2 separate regions of the Mus musculus genome follow, and region 2 is linked to region 1. Evidence: chromatin loops called from intact Hi-C (ENCODE). Cell type or tissue: heart. All regions are shown on one strand. Links, peaks and the distances in the headings refer to the core of each region. The heading gives the core; the rest is flanking DNA. Region 1 has its middle 29 kb from the start of Dagla. Region 2 overlaps Dagla (diacylglycerol lipase, alpha).

What was found. Peaks named below come from ENCODE experiments on the same cell type or tissue, not always from the same donor. Only the 100,000 strongest peaks of a DNase experiment are listed, where the experiment ranks them.
Region 2: it touches region 1 in a loop (3-fold over the local background); 3 of 42 quality-filtered maps call a loop at or near these places.

Annotation. Positions count from the first base shown.
Region 1 is chr19:10,331,987-10,334,791 of GRCm38, forward strand. No RefSeq gene overlaps it. Among named protein-coding and RNA genes, the nearest start is that of Dagla, 29 kb to the left of the region's middle. In heart, for the core only: a CTCF peak has its summit at 1,715 (motif pointing right); a DNase peak (open chromatin) is centred at 1,765; H3K27me3 peaks cover 1,803 bases.
Region 2 is chr19:10,257,186-10,259,990 of GRCm38, forward strand. The region is part of intron 9 of Dagla (diacylglycerol lipase, alpha); the gene reads right to left. Among named protein-coding and RNA genes, the nearest start is that of Myrf, 18 kb to the left of the region's middle. In heart, for the core only: a CTCF peak has its summit at 1,396 (motif pointing right); a DNase peak (open chromatin) is centred at 1,356; H3K27ac peaks cover 251 bases; H3K27me3 peaks cover 869 bases.

The DNA.
Region 1 (2,805 bases), core at 237-2,736:
GGGAGAGCAATCCACGAAGCAAGTGCCCCCCAAGTGTCTGGTGACTCAAGTTCAAACCCTGGAAGCTACACAAGGATAGAAGGAGAGAGCCGACTCCACAGAATTGTCCTCTGAGCTTCATGTACTGACTATGGCATGTTCTTGCCACCCCTCCCCTTCGTACACACAGAAATTACTTGTTAAAATGGTTTTTCTGAGTGTGTGTGTGTGTGTGTGTTTTCTGTCTGAGTATATGGCACTGTGCTGGCACCCAAGGAATCCAGAAGAGGGTGTGTGACCCCCTTGAAGCTGGACTTGCAGGCAGTACTGAGCTGTCTGAGGTTAAGCTACATCTTCCCGGGCAGTGGTGGCGCACGCCTTTAATCCCAGCACTTCGGAAGCAGAGGCAGGCAGATTTCTGAGTTCGAGACCAGCCTGGTCTACAGAGTGAGTTTCAAGACAGCCAGGGCTATACAGAGAAACCCTGTCTCAGGAAAAAAAAAGCCACATCTTTTATGATTCCACAAATCCCTAGGTACAGGACACATATCTGAGTCGCCCAGGGCTTGGGGAGAGTGATGAGGAGCATTGGTTAGTGGGCAGACGGAGAAGAAGAAAACGTTTGTCCATCTGTTACTGATGCTTTGAAAACCTTAGAGTTCTGCTGAGCTGCATCTAGTTACACACGCTAGAGGTGTGGACTTCATCTACGAAGCAGCTGGGGGCTATGCAGGCTTTGAAAAGGTAGTTTTTGAGACAGGTTCTCATTGAGGCAAGGCTGGTCTTGAACTCCAAACCTTCCTGCCTCTGACTCCCCCTCGAGGAGTGGGACTGCAGGCATACACCACTCTTCCCAGCTCTACAGACTTCAGCCCGCAGAACACTGTAGCATGTGGGTTTGTTCTGGGCTCCGATCCTCGTTAGAACAACCTGAGAAGTCTTTTGAAAGTTTCAGTTCTGGGATGGGCTCAGACACAGCGAACCCATTATGTCTGAAGTCCAGCTGAGGCTAGGAATGAGCACCCACAGGGTCCTCTCTGAAACACAGTGGCCAAACAATGAAAAAGCAGAGCATCTGGCTTGACCAAGGAGGCCCCTGCAGCCCAGAGACAGGAGGAGTTTTGCTTTGTGAGTCCCTGTTAGGCAGGCATATTGATCCATACACAAGTTCTTGGACGCTGGAGCTCAGTGGTCCTAGGTTCAAATCTCCACTCTGCACTCTATAGGAGTTTCAAACACCTATGCTTCTGGAACATTGGCGGCTCATTAAGCTCAGAGTCTCTGCTGTCTGGGGAATGGGATGAGAGGCCATTCACAAAGGGCTCCAGTGGCTGGCACACCACAAGCACGGGCTCCTGTAACCACGAATCTGGTGTTTCTATCATGCCTGCCGAGGAGGAAGGGAATATGACTTCAGACTCAGTTTATCAGTCAAGATAGGTCTTTGAATAACCACATGAATATTCAGGTTCCCGCTCATTCCATAGGTGACCTGGAGCGTGTCACTCCTACAGGCCTGTAAGTGTATCATTCCAAGCCCCTTTTCTATATGGATATTTGCAAGGATAAGAAGCAGAAATAAGATGGCCTTGTCTCTACTGCATCTGAAAATGGATTCTTAAGACTGATAACCATTTTTCTGTCAGTGTGCAAAGTATCACCGATGTTTCCAGGACACGTTTGTAGGGCTTTGAAGGGAAGACCCAGGGTGGAAAGTTTCAATGAGACATGCAGTCCCTGATATGGCCACTAGGGGTCTCCACGCTCCACCAAATGGCTCTTTCCAGGGCCCTATCAGGGGTTTGACTTCCAGCGTCCTTGGAGAACAGGGCTAAATGGTGACTTGTGGACCAGGGACTGCAGACCTTGGCCTCTCAGAATGACATTAGTCCTCCCTCCTATTCACAAGGGTCGGATTACATCTGAAGATGTCAAAGTTCAAGGTAATGCTCAGATGCATGGGGGGGGGGGTGAGGTGGAAGAGACCTCACTGGTTGCACACCTACTATGCACTAGTGGGGTTTCTTTCATTTTAAGAACCGTATCCTGAAATTTAGATTCTGTGCTCTCCCTTCTATACCAGGGAGCAGCTTGGGGAAGGGTCGTGACAGGTTTGGTGCAGCTGGTACTCCAACGCTGTTCCACCCCATCCAAAGCCTGTTCCCTTTCTGCCACTTAGCATGACAGAGGACAATTTGGGACAATTCAGCTTCTGGAAAGGCCAACTGTTTATTCCCCCCTCCCCCGCCCCAACCTCCTACACTCAGTCACTCACAGACATCATCACACTTAGGACACATGGACACACAGACACAGACACACACACGGACACACACACACACACAGACACACACACACAGACACACACACACACACACTCACACACACACAGCAGCCCAGCAGCCCCATAGAACACAATTCTAGCCTTTTCACACCAGACTTTCATGGAGGGGGTGAGCTATGTAGGGGCAGTACAGATGCGTTATTCTAATCTAACCATCTCTGTGGCTTTTATTTTCTTCTCCTTGAATGTACTTTGCATGGGAGGGGGGGGGGTGCTGTCTTCCTGGTTCCTATGAGAACAGTGCTTTTGTTGAATAGAGGCTCGTGTATGGTTTTTGCCTGCTATTACAAAAGCAATCCCTGCCATCGGGGAAAACACAGAGACACCAAGAGAACAGAACCACCCCCGTGCCCACCCCCAGGGACAGCCCAGGCTGACACATGGGCACTGTCCTCCCCACCCTCTCCTCTTCTGCACACCCTCTGCTACCACAGGGCTCTGGAGTTCCTGCCCTGCCCTAAGGCTGTTCGAGGTCACCATAG
Region 2 (2,805 bases), core at 229-2,728, 75 kb before region 1:
TGAATCTTCCCCTCTTGGCTGCAGATCCCACCGCTCTTCTTTCTTCCCAGGCCGAGCCTCGTCTCCAGCTTGCCCTTCATCTTCAAGGTCCTGGGTCTAGCCTGGACCTCCCTCCCCTCTAGCAGCCTACTTCATGTGTTTTCCATAAAGTCACGTAGGACAGCAGTAGACCCACTGCAGACCTCCGAAAGGCACCTTACTGGACTCCTGCGTGGCATCTCCCCGTAGCTGTACTGATGGTTCCCTGACTATCATACCAGCTTCTCCCAGTCACATTTTTTTTTCCAGACAGGGTTTCTCTGTGTAGCCTTGGCCGTCCTAGAACTCACTCTGTAAACCAGGCTGGCCTGGAACTCAGAAATCCACCTGCCTCTGCCTCCTGAGTGCTGGGATTAAAGGCGTGCGCCACCATGCCCGACTAAGACCGGCTTTCCAGGCTGGAATGATAGTTGTAGAGCACCAGACTCTGGCTTTTACTCGAGTGATGGGTATTGAACACAGGTTCTTGTGCTTGCAAGGCAAGTGCTTTACCAACTGAGCCAGCTTCCCTTCCTACATTTGTTTGTTTGTTTTTTGTCTTCGAGACAGGGTTTCTCTGTGTAGCCCTGGCTGTCCTGGAACTCACTCTGTAGACCAGGCTGGTCTCAAACTCAGAAATCCACCTGCCTCTGCCTCCCAAGTGCTGGGATTAAAGGCGTGCGCCATCACAACTGGCCCTAGTAACATTTAAAACCAAACCTGCCTGCTGTCCTTTCCCATCCTCTTTGAGCGCAGACCGACCTCCTCTCCCCTGTCTACCTTTGTCCCCACTCTACCAACTCAGTAGCACATGGAGGGACCCTGTGACGGCACATCGAGCCACTGTCACGTTTCCTCTTAGGGTCCCACAGAGACGCTCCCCTTCTCATCATAAAGGTCTGAGTCCTTTCCGGGATCTGCCCCATTGGGCCTCATCTGCCCGACCTCCACACACCCCTCATCTACACGGATCTTAATTTTCCTTCCTCTTCCCCCACCAGATTCTATGCACATTATCCTCCCCATACCCTTTAGTCTCCATCCAAATGAGACCCTACAGTGAGCTCCACTCCAGGTACCTCTCTGACAGGGCCAGTCCTGACCTGACCCCTGGTCTAGCACTCAGCTCTGTCCCTCTATAGCATCCATGTGCTCCGCTGACCTGCCCCAGAGTCCCTCATCTGTGTACCACTGTGGCAGGTGTTACACAGGGCAGGGTCTGCTCTGTGCTAGTCACAGATGTTTCCCCGATCACCAAGCCTGTTAGGCATACAGGACACTCCCCAGGGTAGATGAGCCAGGGCTGAACTGCTCATTCCACTGGGGATGGAGGCAGGGACAGGTTGGAGAAAAATAAGCATCTGCTTCTCAGGCCACCAGGGGGAGCTAGCACCCAACAGATTGGTATCCAGAGCTGGGGGCGAGTATAACTGGGCTGCAGGCCGTCTTGAATTGACATTTCCTGTGAGGTGTTTGTCTTCTCAGAGCAGCGCCTGTGGGACTGTGACTTCCCAACAGGGAGAGGCCTCATCGAGAAACCCCAGAGTCAAGTCAAGACTTGAGCTTGCCTGAGCTTTGGATCAGGAACTGCCCCATACATAGGATACAACACACAGGACACTCATCCTAGAGCTGTGCCTGGAGAAGCCACCATCAGGGTAAGTGGTGGCAGGTTTGGCTCAAGGTCCTACCTTCAAGACTTCAGGAAGTTCCCCTCTTCCCTCAGCTGAGCAGAAGGCTCAAATGAGGTAGGGGAGCAGCAGGACTTGGGTTCCAATCTTTCCTGCTACTTCACATTCTGATTCTGTAACCATGGTCCAGATAAGCCTTGGCGTCTTCCTGTCAGAGTCAGCACTGACTGCTGCTTCCCAGAACTACTAGACCCCAGCCTGTCCCCTAGGCCAATCCCCTTGTCCCACTCCACTCTCCACACAAAATAGGCCCTTACAAAGTGTGATGTGTCACCCACTGTGGCAGACAACCAAAGTTCAGGATCTGAGAGTCCATGGAAGTGACAAGCAGCAGGCAGATAGCAGATGCTAAGTACGGTACCCAGCGATCTCTGTCTCCAATTATCCCCACACTTTGTGGCTTTGACTCCACCCCACCCTAGGTTCATTCTTTCAAGAGTCCTGGACCTGACTGTGCCCCACCAAAGCTGAGGACTCTGTCTTCTGCCATTTCAGTACTGGCTCATGCAGGAGCTGATATTTCCACTGTCTCCAAAGCACTCAGAGCCCCATAGCCAGCGGCTCTGTGATTTGGAACTGTCCTATGGGCTAATAGCACCTGCTAGAACCGGGGAAACAGGCTCCTGGGAAATGGAGAGGGCCCATCTAAGCACAGGCCTAGGGGCTCCTGGCTCAGAGCTCATCTTGAGAATCTCTCCATCCAGACTCAGGATGTCCAGTGTCCCAGGATTGCAGGGAAAGTGACAAGCATGTGCACTTGGCAGAGATGGGAGGAGCACACAGTGACCTGGTCCTCTCTGCTCAGCTGGGGAGAATGAGAACACGGTCCACGTGGAGGCACTGTGCAGCAGGCATGGATGCGGTCGCCTCTGGGAGGAGGCACGGAGAACAGAGGCACTGCCCACTAGGTCACTTTTCTGGAACAGGAGCCCGGGGAACTGTCCTGCTTCTGCCTGTCATGGACTGAGGACGGAGACACCAGAGAAGGGCAGGGTCCTTCCAAAGCCCTTCTCTGGCCCACTTTAAAGCACAGAGCCCCACCTCTTTTCCATGAGAGCAGGGCTGAGGGTGGAGTGAGCTACAGGTCGGATCTGGG